Linked DNA regions of Mus musculus: region 2 is linked to region 1. A link is a loop called in an ENCODE intact Hi-C map of the cell type or tissue named here. Cell type or tissue: left cerebral cortex. All regions are shown on one strand. Each heading gives the region's core, and the rest is flanking DNA. Links, peaks and the distances in the headings are about the cores only. Region 1 has its middle 5.2 kb from the start of Pramel22. Region 2 holds the start of Pramel27 (PRAME like 27).

Region 1 (7,562 bases), core at 841-5,840:
ATGGCTGCCCACTTTCTATATACCTATTCAATATAGTACTTGAAGTCCTAGTCAGAGCAATCAACAACAAAAGGAGATCAAGGGGATACAAATTGGAAAGGAAGAAGTCAAAATATGACTATTTGCAGATATTATGATAGCATATATAAGTGACCCTAAAAATTCCATCAGAGAACTCCTAAACCTGATATTCAGAATCAGTGCAGTAGTTGGATATAAAATTAACTCAAACAAATCACTGTCAAAAAATATAAAATACCTTGGTATGACTCTAACTAAGGAAGTGGAAGATCTGTAGGACAAGAACTTCAACTCTCTGAAGAAAGATAATGAAGAAGATCTCAGAAGATGAAAAGATCTCCCATGCTCATGAATTGGCAGGATCAATATAGTAAAAATGGCTATCCTGCCGAAAGCAATCTACAGATTCAATGCAATCCCATCAAAATTCCAACTCAATTCTTCACTGAGTTAGAAAGTGCAATTTGCAAATTGGTCTGGAATAACAAAAAACCTAGGATAGCAAAAACTATTCTCAACAATAAAAGAACCTCTGGGGGAATTACCACGCCTGACCTAAAGCTGTACTACAGAGCAATTGTGATGAAAATTGCATGGTACTGGTACAGTGACAGAAAGGTATATCAATGGAACAGAATTAAAGACCCAGAAATGAATCCACACACCTATGGTCACTTGATCTTTGACAGGGAGCTAAAACCATCCAGTATAAAAAAGACAGCATTTTCAACAAATGGTGCTGGCACAACTGGTGGTTATCATGTAGAAGAATGCGAATTGATCCATTCTTACTTCCTTGTACAAAGCTCAAGTCTGAGTGGATCAAAGACCTCCACATAAAACCAGACACATTGAAATTTATAGAGGAGAAACTGAGGAAAAGCATCAAAGATATGGGCACATGGGAAATGTTCCTGAACGGAACAACAATGGCTTGTGCTGTAAGATCAAGAATCGACAAATGGCACCTCATAAAATTGCAAACCTCTGTAAGGAAAAAGATACTGTCAATAAGACAAAAAGGCCACCAACATAGTGGAAAGGATTTTTACCAATACTAAGTCTGATAGGGGAATAAGATCCAAAATATACAAAGAGCTCAAGAAGCTAGACTCCAGAAATTCAAATAACCCCATTAAAAATGGGGTACAGAGCTAAACAAAAAATAGTCAACTGAGGAATTCCGAAGGGATTAGAAGCACTTGAAAAAATGTTCAACATCCTACTCATCAGGAAAATGCAAATCAAAACAACCCTGAGATTCCACCTCACACAAGTCAGAATTGCTAAGATCAAAAATTCAGGTGATAGCAGATGCTGGCAAGGAAAAAGAGGAACACTCCTAATTGCTGGTGGGATTGCAAGCTCGTACAACTACTCTGAAAATCAGTCTGGCGGTTCCTCAGAAAATTGGACGTAGTATTACCAGAAGATCAAGCAATACCTCTCCTGGGCATATACCAAAAAGATGTTCCAACTGGAAATAAGGACACATGCTCCACTATGTTCATAGCAGCCTTATTTATAATAGCCAGAAGCTGGAAAGAACCCAGATGTCCCTCAACAGAGGAATGGATACAGAAAATGTAGTACATTTACACAATGGAGTAGTACTCAACTATTAAAAACAATGAATTTATGAAATTCTTGGGCAAATGAATGTATCTGGAGAATATCATCCTGAGTGAGTTAACCCAATCACAAAAGAAGTCACTTAATATGCACTCACTGATAACTGGACATTAGCCCAGAAACTTAGATTACCCAAGATACACTTTGAAAAACACATGAAACTCAAGAAGAAGCAAGACCAAAGTGTGGATACTTCATTCCTCCTTACAATAGGGAACAAAATACCAATGGAAGGAGTTACAGAGACAAGGTTTTGCGCTAGGATGAAAGGATGGACCATCCAGAGACTATCCCACCTGGGGGGTCCAACCCTTAATCAGTCACCAAAGCAGACATTATTGCATATGCCAGCAAGATTTTGCTGAAAGGACCCTGATATAGCTGTCTCATGTGAGGCTATGCCTTGCAAATACAGAAGTGTATGCTCAGTCATCTATTGGATGGAACACAGGGCCCCCAATGGAGGAACTAGAGAAAGTACCCAAGGAGCTGAAGGGGTCTGCAACCCTATAAGAGGAACAACAATATGAACTAACCAGTACCCCTAGAGCTCCTGTCTCTAGCTGCATATGACATAGGCCATCATTAGAAAATGAGGCCCCTTTTTCTTGCAAACTTTATATGCCCCAGGACAGGGGAACACCAGGGCCAAGAAGTGTGAGTGGGTGTAAAGGGGAGCAAGGCAGGGAGAGGGTATAGGGGAATTTCAGGATAGCATTTGAAATGTAAATGAAGAAAATATCTAATAAAAATTGAAAAAAGAAAAAAAGAAACACCTCATAATCTTGACACATCAGATATCCAGTTCCTTAAGGATGCTGACAACAACGTGGAGGTGAGTGAGTCCTTGTTTTGAAAGATCCTGGCAGAATGTAAAAGGACACAGAAGCCCTGAAATTGGCAAGATAGACGTCAGTGTTAGCAGAACTAGCTTCACTGATTTAGAAAAATAGAGGTGCACAATGCTCTGGCCACTCCTTGAACCTGTGTGTCTGCCAATGTTCTGACCATTGCTGCACCTTCATTAGACTCTTTCCTTGTACCCCTCCCATACCCATTTCTTGAGAATAGACATTGTTTAGATCTGGAAATCCCCTAATCTCCCCCTTCTCCTTTCCCTCCTGAGGGCCTATAAAAACTGGGAACTCTTTCCCCTAGAGGTCGACTCCTCTGCCCCTGCGTGGGATATGAGTCGTCCTCAGAGCTCTGGCTTTCCCCGAATAAAGCCTCATGTGGTTTGCAACAAGCTCGGTCTGTCGTGAGTTCTTGGGTGTCTGCTATTGTCCTGAGGCCTGAGCGAGGGGCTCCTTTCGGAGTCTTTCAGTTTCAACAAATGGATGATTTGTAGCTAGAAGATGGTAAGGATCAACCTGACTACAATCCTGTTGCCCCAGGGAGTGACATCTCAGACTGATGGCCTGCCCGTGTCTCCAGAGAGGCATGACTGCCACAGCATCTCAGGCTATGCTGAGAGGGTTTGGATCTTCCTTTCATTTTTTTCTACGAAAATAAACATATTTTTCTAGAGAATATTTTTCTGATAGCTTTCATCATTCAACTTAATAAACTTAATAAACAGGGTAATCTCTGTGTTCAGGGCCAATCTGGTCTAAGTAGAGACTACCAACCCTTTCATGTCTTCAGAGTGAAGCTATATCTTCATTAATATTTGTGAGATGACAGGTGGCTCAGGTGTTTAGAGCAGAGGCTGATGGTTCAGAGGCCTCAACTAAAATCTCCAGTTCCCATATCAGGTACAACCACCTAAAACTCTAAATCCAGAGGGATCCAACTCCTTTGGCCTCTGGGAAGTCTCATCCATGTGAACATTTCTCATTAAATACACACATATACACATAATTAGAAATTAGAAAACTTTAAAGTGTGATGAATGAGATTATCACCCCAGCAATGTAAGGAATGAAGAAGTAAATGAATAAAACTATATATGTGAGTGTGTGTGTGTGTGTGTGTGTGTGTGTGTGTGTGTGTGTGTGTGTGTGTGTGTGTGTGTATCAGAACAGAGCTAAAAAAGCTCAGGGCTAGTCTGCATAGTAATTACCTAGGACAATAGCCGAGTCACACCCAAACACAGGAATATACACTGGCCTAGGAAATAAGTAGATTGTAGTAGTATTCATGAAAGGGTTAGTAGAATGGAATTCCCCTTGTGCAGGTTTTTTCACTAGGCCCAGAAGAATATCATAATCAGGTATTTACTAAAGATCCCCTGGTGGTGGGTTTAACAATATTCTAGCATTGTATCAGAGCATTCACCTGGCTCCTGTGTTTAGCTGATCTTAATTAGGGTTGTTCCTATTCACAGTTGTAAATACTGCCTGTATCCCACCATCTTTTTATGTAGACATTTTCTTTGTTTTGTGTTAAGAACCAGTGTACCTTGGGATGTATTCACCTAGCCTTCTTGTTTTTCTTCTGTATTAAAATCCTGGTGATTGCTTGGAAAAAATTACATTCAGATTCAACACTCCCTTGTGTCTGTGTCCATTTGTCAATTCTCGCCATCTCTTTAGCCACCTATCTAGAACCTTAATTCCACACAGATTGAGAGAAGCCAACTGAGCCCAGTCCGTGGGAGTACTCTCTAGCTGTCTCAAGTCCAAACAGTCAACACTCTCAGGATATGGAGCTCCCACAAGAACCGACCCAGATACAATTAACCTTTGTCCCACCAGGTACCAAAGCCTGCTTCTTTGAATCACATTTCCCTTTGGAAAAGTTATTCAGGAGAAGGCAATGTGACCAGCCTCTTGTCATGGCAAAAATACACTGATCACCTATTAAGGCCCTCAAAAGAGGCAGTACTACTGTGGTATGTCCAACAACATAGGTTCTGCTTAACACAGATTGAGTCTTCCAAGGACTGAGTGAAGAGAATCTCTGAAATGTATGGCATTTGTCTTTACTTTTGAAGTTATTACAAGGTCCTGTGGACACTGGCTTTATTACACTAATTTGGAGAATCATGTAGAAGGTCTGTTAACTAGTGACCACCTGGCTGCCCATCCAGACTGTCTGAAATTTAAAAGTGAACCAAGATATGCAAGTTCCTCTAGCAGCTCTGGAGCCATGTGATTATATAAGATTACCCTGAAGACTGTGAATCTGAGATAGAATTGCCAGTGAATATCTTCAGCTTGCATTGCTCTCCCTCCTCTCCTTTCTGCTCTCTCTTTCTTGCTGTGGGTAGCTGTGAAATTTGTACACTGAGACAGGATGCTCTAGACTTTAAGACAAATCTGGGCTGTGTGGCGAGACCCAGTGTCAGAAATCAAAGAAGAAGGAATCAAATTCAAATGAATGTTTGCAAAGCCTACACAGGAGAAAAGTGCTAGAACATGGAGGGGGAAACAGGAATCACTGCAAAGGGACTGGATAAGGGTGAGTGCTTATTGAGGATGCAAGATACCTTTCTATATGCACCATGTTGGCCTGACAGGGCCATTTATGTGGTTCCCTTCCATACCCTGAATCATGTCCATGGTGATGCTCACAGGCCTAACACTAGCAGTTGTGTGGTCAGAAAACAGAAGTCCTTGCGGTTGACCTAAATTTACAGTCAGGATTTGATTGGTTAGTGCCATATGCTTGGAGACAAGAGTGATCTTGAACTCAGAGATCTACCTGCCTCTGCTTTGCAATTGATGTGATCAAAGGCATCAAGCTCAATCACTTGGCTTCAAAAAATAAGTTCTTGACTATCGTTCTGGACAAAGATTCTTCCTGAGTACAGATCTGATCTAAATTAACTACAACATCCAAATCTGAATATGAGCAAGTGGTTGGAGACTCAGTTTTTAAATCAGAGGCATACTTTGGCTTGGGGGGTGTGTGGCCACAATGGGGGACTTCACCTGAAAGTTATATAAAGGGTCATACAGGTAGAGGTAGTCTCAGTCTCTTAGAGCTTGGAGTCACAACCTAACTCGGTCTGATTATGGTGATCTGTCAGCAGTGTCCAGATCAAGTAAGTCTTTCAGCTCCATAAGGATACCTCATCTGATAGAACCTAGTCTAGCCTTGCCCTCACTTGAAATTTTTTGTTTTGTTTTGTTTTTCGAGACAGGGTTTCTCTGCATAGCCTTGGCTCTCCTGGAACTCACTTTGTAGACCAAGCTTGCCTCGAACTCAGAAATCTGCCTCCCTCTGCCTCCCAAGTGCTGGGATTAAAGGTGTGCACCACCAAAGCCTGGCCCTCACTTGAAATTTTGTTCACATAATTTTTTACTTGCTAGTTCTCTCTCTCCCTCTCCCTCTCCCTCTCCCTCTCCCTCTCCCTCTCTCTCTCTCTCTCTCTCTCTCTCTCTCTCTCTCTCTCTCTCTCTCTCTCTCTCTCTCTCTCTCTCTTTCTGAGATGAGTTCTCTCAACATAAGATTGCCTTGCCTGTATCCTAGATACTCTATAATTTTTACCCAATGGCTCACTTACTAATTAGTACATAACATGCATGTCATTTTGAGTCTCATTTACCTCACTCAGGGTAATATTTTCTAGTTCCATTCATGTGCCTGCAAAATTCATGATATCCTCATTTTAAGTAGCTAAATAGTATTTCACTGTGTAAATGAACTACATTTTCTATACCCATTTTTAGGTTGAGGGCTATCTTAAGTTGTTTCCAGTTTTTTGGCTATTACAAATAAGCCTGCTGTGAATATAGTGGAGTATATTTCTTTGTAGTATTGTTGGCTATCTTCTGGATATATGCTCCAGAGTGGTATATCTGGGTCTTCAGGTAGAACTGTTTCCAATTTTCTGAGAAACCACCAGATCGATATCCATTATGGTTGCACCAGTTAGCAATTTCACCAGCAATGCGTGTTCCCCTTTCTCCACATTCTCACCAGAATGTGAAGTCACTTGAGTTTTTTATCTTAGCCATTCTGATTATTGTAAAGTGAATTCTTAAGTTCTTTTTGATTTGCATTTCATAATGATTAAGGACTTTGAATATTTTTTAAGTGCTTCTGGACCATTTGTGATTCCTCCTTGGTTGAATAAGGGGAAGATTTAGAGAAGCTGAAGAGGAGGATGACCCCAAAGTAAGACCACCTGTCTCAACTAACCTAGACACTTGGCAGCTCCCAAAGACTGAGCCACACAACCAGGCAGGATACCCAGCACATAAAGGGTAGAGGAATGCCTTGTTTGGTTTCAGTGGTTGAATATGTGCCTTATTCTGTAAAGACTTGAGTCCCTAGAGAAGGTGGATGTGGAAGATGGGGCTTGGGGGAGAAGAAGAGAACCCTCTTGGTGGAAACAGGGAGGAGAAACTGGATGAGGAACTATAGTGGGGTGAACAATGGCTGGAATGTAAATTTGAAAAAAAATAAAAAATAAAAAAAAGGATTGCCTGACCTTAAATTCAGAGATTCTCCTACGTCAGCCATGTGAGAACTGCTTAATCAGAATACCAAAATGTGTTCTAAATTACACCTAATTATTAATTGGGTCATTTGGTTTCTGTGGAAATTTTTTAGCTTAGTCTGGATTTTGTTTTTTGAGACAGTCTCATTGAGAATGTCAGGGTGACCTTGAATTCCAGGCACTCTAGCCTGGAGTGTCAGATGTGAGTTACACAAGTGCCTTGACTACTGATCTTTTTGTCACTTTAAGCCTGGCATTCTTTGGTGTGCTTTTAATCCCAGCAACAGGGAGGGGGAGAAAGGCTGTGAGTGTCAAAATACCCAGGAATTATATGTGTCTTTAAAAAGGCAAAATAGCTCACAGTCAGTTATTGGATAAAACACAGGGCCCCCAATGGAGGAGCTAGAAAAAGTACCCAAGGAGCTTAAGGGGTCTGCAAACCTATAGGTGGAAGAACAATATGAACTAACCAGTAACCCCAGAGCTTGTAATGTATGCTTCTGCATATTTAACAGAAGAT
Region 2 (7,562 bases), core at 1,584-6,583, 180 kb before region 1:
TTCACACACACACACATATATACATATATGCATATATACACATACACTACACACACATATGTATACATGTATGTATGTATACATATAGGTTTCTTCCTGCAAGTTTGAAGACATCCTGAGTTCCATTAGAATTAGTGAGCAGATGCAAATCCCATTTGTTTTTTGGTATTGTGTGTTTGTTTCTTTGTTTCCCATTACTTATTAAGTTATCTATCTATCTATTTCTTTAATGTGTATGAGTATACTCTTCCTGTCTTCAGACCCACCCAAAGAGGGCATCAAATCCCATTACAAATGGTTGTGAGTCACCATGTGGCTGCTGGGAATGGAAGCCTGTACTTCTGGACAAGCACTCGGTATTCTTAACCACTGAGCCATCTCTCCAGATCCTTATTTTGCACACACCCCCAATTTTTAATTAGGTATTTTGTTCATTTACATTTCATATGCTATCCCGAAGGTCCCCCATATCACCCCTCCCCCACTCCCCTACCCACCCACTCCTACTTCTTGGCCCTGGTGTTCCCCTGTACTGGGGCATATAAAAATTTCAAGACCAAGGGGCCTCTCTTCCCAATGATGGCCAACTAGGCCATCTTCTGTTAAATATGCAGAAGCATACATTACAAGCTCTGGGGTTACTGGTTAGTTCATATTGTTCTTCCACCTATAGGTTTGCAGACCCCTTAAGCTCCTTGGGTACTTTTTCTAGCTCCTCCATTGGGGGCCCTGTGTTCTATCCAATAGCTGACTGTGAGCTATTTTGCCTTTTTAAAGACACATATAATTCCTGGGTATTTTGACACTCACAGCCTTTCTCCCCCTCCCTGTTGCTGGGATTAAAAGCACACCAAAGAATGCCAGGCTTAAAGTGACAAAAAGATCAGTAGTCAAGGCACTTGTGTAACTCACATCTGACACTCCAGGCTAGAGTGTCTGGAATTCAAGGTCACCCTGACATTCTTTTTTTTTTTTTTAAGATTTATTTATTTATTTATTTATTATATGTAAGTACACTGTAGCTGTCCTCAGACACTCCAGAAGAGGGAGTCAGATCTCATTACAGATGGTTGTGAGCCACCATGTGGTTGCTGGGATTTGAACTCCTGACCTTCGGAAGAGCAGTCGGGTGCTCTTACTCACTGAGCCATCTCACCAGCCCCACCCAGACATTCTTAATGAGACTGTCTCAAAAAACAAAATCCAGACTAAGCTAAAAAATTTCCACAGAAACCAAATGACCCAATTAATAATTAGGTATAATTTAGAACACATTTCGGTAGTCTGATTAAGCAGTTCTCACATGGCTGAGAATCTCTGAATTTAAGGTCAGGCAATCCTTTTTTTTTATTTTTTATTTTTTTTCAAATTTACATTCCAGCCATTGTTCACCCCACTATAGTTCCTCATCCAGTTTCTCCTCCCTGTTTCCACTAAGAGGGTTCTCTTCTTCTCCCCCAAGCCCTATCCTCCACATCCACCTTCTCTAGGGCCACAAGTCTTTACAGAATAAGGCACATCTTCAACCACTGAAACCAAACAAGGCATTCCTCTACCCTGTATGTGCTGGGTATCCTGCCTGGCTGTGTGGCTCAGTCTTTGGGAGCTGCCAAGTGTCTAGGTTAGTTGAGACAGGTGGTCTTACTTTGGGGTCATCCTCCTCTTCAGCTTCTCTAAATCTTCCCCTTATTCAACCAAGGAGGAATCACAAATGGTCCAGAAGCACTTAAAAAATATTCAAAGTCCTTAATCATTATGAAATGCAAATCAAAAAGAACTTAAGAATCCACTTTACAATAATCAGAATGGCTAAGATAAAAAACCCAAGTGACTGCACATTCTGGTGAGAATGTGGAGAAAGGGGAACATGCATTGCTGGTGAAATTGCTAACTAGTGCAACCATAATGGATATCAATCTGGTGGTTTCTCAGAAAATTGGAAACAGTTCTACCTGGAGACCCAGATATACCACTCTGGAGCATATACCCAGAAGATACCCAAAAATACCTCAAAGAAATATACTCCACTATATTCACAGCAGGCTTATTTGTAATAGCCAAAAACTGGAAACAACTTAAGATAGCCCTCAACCTAAAAATGGGTATAGAACATGTAGTTCATTTACACAGTGAAATACTATTTAGCTACTTAAAATGAGGATATCATGAATTTTGCAGACACATGAATGGAACTAGAAAATATTACCCTGAGTGAGGTAAATGAGACTCAAAATGACAAGCATCTTATGTACTAATTAGTAAGTGAGCCATTGGGTAAAAATTATAGAGTATCTAGGATACAGGCAAGGCAATCTTATGTTGAGAGAACTCATCTCAAAGAGAGAGAGAGGGGGAGAAAGAGAGGGAGAGGGAGAGGGAGAGAGAGACAGGGAGAGGGAGAGGGAGAGGGAGAGGGAGAGGGAGAGGGAGAGGGAGAGGGAGAGGGAGAGGGAGAGGGAGAGGGAGAGGGAGAGAGAGAGAGAGAGAGAGAGAGAGAGAGAGAGAGAGAGAGAGAGAGAGAGAACTAGCAAGTAAAAAATTATGTGAACAAAATTTCAAGTGAGGGCCAGGCTTTGGTGGTGCACACCTTTAATCCCAGCACTTGTGAGGCAGAGGGAGGCAGATTTCTGAGTTCGAGGCCAGCTTGGTCTACAAAGTGAGTTCCACGAGAGCCAAGGCTATACAGAGAAACCCTGTCTCAAAAAACAAAACAAAACAAAAAATTTCAAGTGAGGGCAAGGCTAGACTAGGTTCTATCAGATGAGGTATCCTTATGGAGCTGAAAGACTTACTTGATCTGGACACTGCTGACAGATCACCATAATCAGACAGAGTTAGGTTGTGACTCCAAGCTCCAAGAGACTGAGACTACCTCTACCTGTATGACCCTTTATATAACTTCCAGGTGAAGTCCCCCTTTGTGGCCACACCCCCCCAAGCCAAAGTATGCCTCTGATTTAAAAACTGAGTCTCCAACCACTTGCTCATATTCAGATTTGAATGTTGTAGATAATTTGGATCAGATCTGTACTCAGGAAGAATCTTTGTCCAGAATGATAGTCAAGAACTTATTTATTGAAGCCAAGTGATTGAGCTTGATGCCTTTGATAACATCAATTGCAAAGCAGAGGCAGGTAGATCTCTGAGTTCAAGATCACTCTTGTCTCCAAGCATATGGCACTAACCAATCACATCCTGACTATAAATTTAGGTCAACCGCAAGGACTTCTGTTTTCTGACCACACAACTGCTAGTGTTAGGCCTGTGAGCATCACCATGGACATGATTCAGGGTATGTAAGGGAACCACATAAATGGCTGTATCAGGCCAACATGGTTCATATAGAAAGGTATCTTGCATCCTCAATAAGCACTCACCCTTATCCAGTCCCTTTGCAGTGATTCCTGTGTTTCCCCCTCCATGTTCTAGCACTTTTCTCCTGTGTAGGCTTTGCAAACATTCATTTGAATTTGATTCCTTCTTCTTTGATTTCTGACACTGGGTCTCGCCACACAGCCCAGATTTGTCTTAAAGTCTAGAGCATCCTGTCTCAGTGTACAAATTTCACAGCTACCCACAGCAAGAAAGAGAGAGCAGAAAGGAGAGGAGGGAGAGCAATGCAAGCTGAAGATATTCACTGACAAGTCTATCTCAGATTCACATGGCTCCAGAGCTGCCAGAGGAACTTACATATCTTGGTTCACTTTTAAATTTTAGACAGTCTGGATGGGCAGCCAGGTGGTCACTAGTTAACAGACCTTCTACATGATTCTCCAAATTAGTGTAATAAAGCACAATGTCCACAGGACCTTGTAATAACTTCAAAAGTAAAGACAAATGCCATACATTTCAGAGATTCTCTTCACTCAGTCCATGGAAGACTCAATCTGTGGAAAGCAGAACCTATGTTGTTGGGCATACCACAGTAGTACTGCCTTTTTTAACGGCCTGTCTTTTTGCCATGACAAGAAGCTGGTCACATTGGCTTCTCCTGAATAACCTTTCCAAAGGGAAATGAGAGTCAAAGAAGCAGGCTTTGGTACCTGGTGAGACAAAGGTTAATTGTATCTGGGTCGGTTCTTCTGGGAGCTCCATATCCTGAGGCTGTTGAGTGTTTGGACTTGAGACAACTAGAGAGTACTTCCATGGACCGGGCTCAGTTGGCTTCTCTCAACCTGTGGGGAATTAAGATTCCAGATAGGTGGGCAAAGAGTTGTCGAGAATTGACAAAAGGAAACAGACACAAGGGAGTGTTGAATCTGAATGTATTTTTTTTCCAAGCAACACCAGGATTTCAATACAGAAGAAAAACAAGAAGGCTAGGTGAGTACATCCCAAGGTACACTGGTTCTTAACACAAAACAAAGAAAACGTATACATAAAAAGATGGTGGGAGCCAGGCAGTATTTACAACTGTGAATAGGAACAACCCTAATTAAGATCAGCTAAACACAGGAGCCAGGTGAATGCTCTGATACAATGCTAGAATATTGTTAAACCCACCACCAGGGGATCTTTAGTAAATACATGATTATGCTATTCTTCTGGGCCTAGTGGAAAAACCTGCACGAGGGGAATTCCATTCTACTAACCCTTTCATGAATAATACTACAATCTACTTATTTCCTAGGCCAATGTATATTCCTGTGTTTGGGTGTGACTCGGCTATTGTCCTAAGTAATTACTATGCAGACTAGCCCTGAGCTTTTCTAGCTCTGTTCAAGTAAATTGTAATGCCTACTTAGTTTCACTGTCTCTATTAGAAATGAATTTGAATGTTACTGAATAGGTAACATTCTTACTGAATTCCAAGCTCAGAGTTGACTTCAAGGATTATCGAACACTGGTGTAGGCCAGGGAGTAAAATTCAACCTGATTTAAGTATTTGTAAAATCATTACTTGGAAGCAGCTATAATACAAGAAAGCACACAGATCCATACACCAGACTAACATGGCGACAGGGTTTGAGTATATGGCCTATGGGAATGCCAAGGTTCCAGGAGGCAAACTGTCCTTGAAACTCTTTGCCTCAGGACTGCTTTCAGGTTTCTAAACCTGTAATGTGAGTCATTACTGGAGTGGATGTAGCAGAGTACAACAGGGTAAACTGAGTTCTCTAGTATTGCAGATCAGGGACTCTGGGCTTCTGGTGGTTCCTGGGATGGGGGGAGGAGACTAAATTATAGCATGAATATATGGTAACTGAGTATTTTACCAGACCCCTTCTGACTCTGTGGAGATCTATAATGAGTAATGTCCAGAGCTTGTGCACACCGAGAGATTAAAGGGAGACCAAGGCAGCCCAAGACACAGGAACCAGCATCTTCATTCCAGTCCTTTTAGCAGGCAGACAAAGAGCCTGCAGCTGTAGTTCAATCCTGAAGAAATCACCAGGCTTGCCCATTGGTCTCAGGAGTGGCCACAGAAGCATCAAGCTGGCACAAGTAACTCATGAGCAGTTCTTGGCAAATTTCTCTCAATAGTGACATAATCACAAGTTGACCTCAGCATTGCTATGTAAGGCAAACCAAAACATGGGTGCTGTTAGGGAAAAATAGTGGGGAAGAGCAATCCAAAACAAAGGTCAATGCTAGTCTCCCACTGTTTGTGAGGTTACATTAACTCCTTTATCAAGTATTCTTTACTTGTCTGCTATGTCAAAGCATCCTTTCACCTGTGTGTGCTTCAGGTAAACATTCTTTCCTGTGTCTGCTCCAGCAAAACTTTTTTCACCTGGACTTGCCTCAGGAAAACAATCTTCCTAGTGTTTGCTTTAGTAAGACAACCTTTCACCTGTGTAGCCCAGCAAAACATCATTTGATATAACGAACTTCCCAAAGAAACTAGAAGTTTCCACTTAACTAGAGAGGTAGAGGCAGGAAGATCTCTGAGTTGGAGGCCAAACTTTTCTATAAAGAAAGTTCTAGGACAGCCAGCATTACCCAAATAAACTGTCAAAAGAAAGATAGAGGGAAAGAAACAAAGAAGACCACTGCCCCCCCCCAAAAAAAAAACAAAATAAAGACTACTTTTAAAATGAAAATCACTAATATTAATATTTTATCACAGATGCTCTGGTCTCCTGTGCATAAATAAAATACTGCTTAGAAATCATCTTTAATTTGATTTTAGTACACACCTCTGTATATATATACATATATATACACATTTATTCATTTACTTCTTCATTCATTATATTGCTGGGGTGATAATCTCATTCATCACACTTTAAAGTTTTCTAATTTTTAATTATGTGTATATGTGTGTCTTTAATGAGAAATGTTCACATGGATGAAACTTCCCAGAGGCCAAAGGAGTTGGGTCCCTCTCGATATAGAGTTTTAGGTGGTTGTACCTGATATGGGAACTGGAAATTTTAGTTGAGTCCTCTGAACGATCAGTCTCTGCTCTAAACACCTGAGTCACCTGTCATCTCACAAATATTAATGAAGATATAGCTTCACTCTGAAGACATGAAAGGGTTGGCAGTCTCTACTTAGACCAGATTGGCCCTGAACACAGAGATTACCCTGTCTCTGCTCCTGGAGCACCAAAATGAAAGGATCACATAGTCATGGTTGACTAAAAATGAGTTTATTTGCCCAGAAGATGTGACAACACCATTTCTACCTCTTGTTCTGATAAGTGTGAGGCAACATCTTGTCTCAAATATCATCTTGTTTTTGAAACAGGATTTAACCATGGAGTTCTGGCTTTTCTGACCTTTTTGGGTAGACCGGTCTGACCATAAACTCACAAAGATAAGCTTGCCTCAGTCTCCAAGATGCTGAGAGAAAAGGCGTGTTTGACTATGCCTAGTTCACCTCAAATTATTAACAGCCGTTCTTCAGCTTCTTGTGTGGACTCTTCTGAGACATTTTCTTTTGTTACGGAGACAAGAACACCATCTGTATAAATGACACAAATTTGAAACAGTTTTCAATGACACATAAGCCTTTGGTATGTTTGGGTCAATCAGTATGTGTCAAGAAATTGCCATGAGACTGTTTGAAACTTGAACAAATGTTGTCTCTTTGGAATATCTGCTCTCAGTGTTATTTGATTGCTTGCAGCTAAACACTACACTCTTCTTGGTCCTAAGACACTCCTGGGAAATCTAGAGTTCTTTCTTTTGATTACAGCTAGCCTTGGTCAAAAGGGACTGAGATTAGTGCAGGTTGTCTGCTCTCATGAGCAGCAAGGGTTAGATAATTTTGGTAGCTGGAACAAATATTTTGGTGTTTGAACAAATAACTACAGTGAGCTAGCTAGGTGCCAGTCTTCTAGGGGAGACTATGGCCCCTGCTCCTTTGAAAATGAAGGCTTAACATCTTGATGAGATTCCCTCTCTACTGAGGCACCTACTACCAACATCAATCAACACCATCTCCAGACTGCATGTCCAGAACTGCTGCCTCACAACAACAGGCACAAGCAATCCTCCTGCCTCAGCCCTCTTGAGCAGATAGTTAACACAGCTGAACAATGACAGAGCATATAACTCAGCTATAAATTTCTGGAAAGAATGCACAGTTGTGACAATGTATTTGTCACAAAGTCC

Evidence for each region. Peaks named below come from ENCODE experiments on the same cell type or tissue, not always from the same donor. Only the 100,000 strongest peaks of a DNase experiment are listed, where the experiment ranks them.
Region 2: a loop joins it to region 1, with 38 times the contacts of the local background. A loop is called at or near these places in 13 of 42 quality-filtered maps.

What each region holds. Positions count from the first base shown.
Region 1 is chr4:143,658,648-143,666,209 of GRCm38, reverse strand. It overlaps a transcript of Pramel22 not described here. Among named protein-coding and RNA genes, the nearest start is that of Pramel22, 5.2 kb to the right of the region's middle. In left cerebral cortex, for the core only: no CTCF peak of the experiment used is centred there; no DNase peak of the experiment used is centred there.
Region 2 is chr4:143,841,799-143,849,360 of GRCm38, reverse strand. Pramel27 (PRAME like 27) reads right to left here and starts at 2,864. Exons shown (of 4, transcript NM_177571.3): 1 at 2,793-2,864. The coding sequence starts at 2,822. In left cerebral cortex, for the core only: no CTCF peak of the experiment used is centred there; no DNase peak of the experiment used is centred there.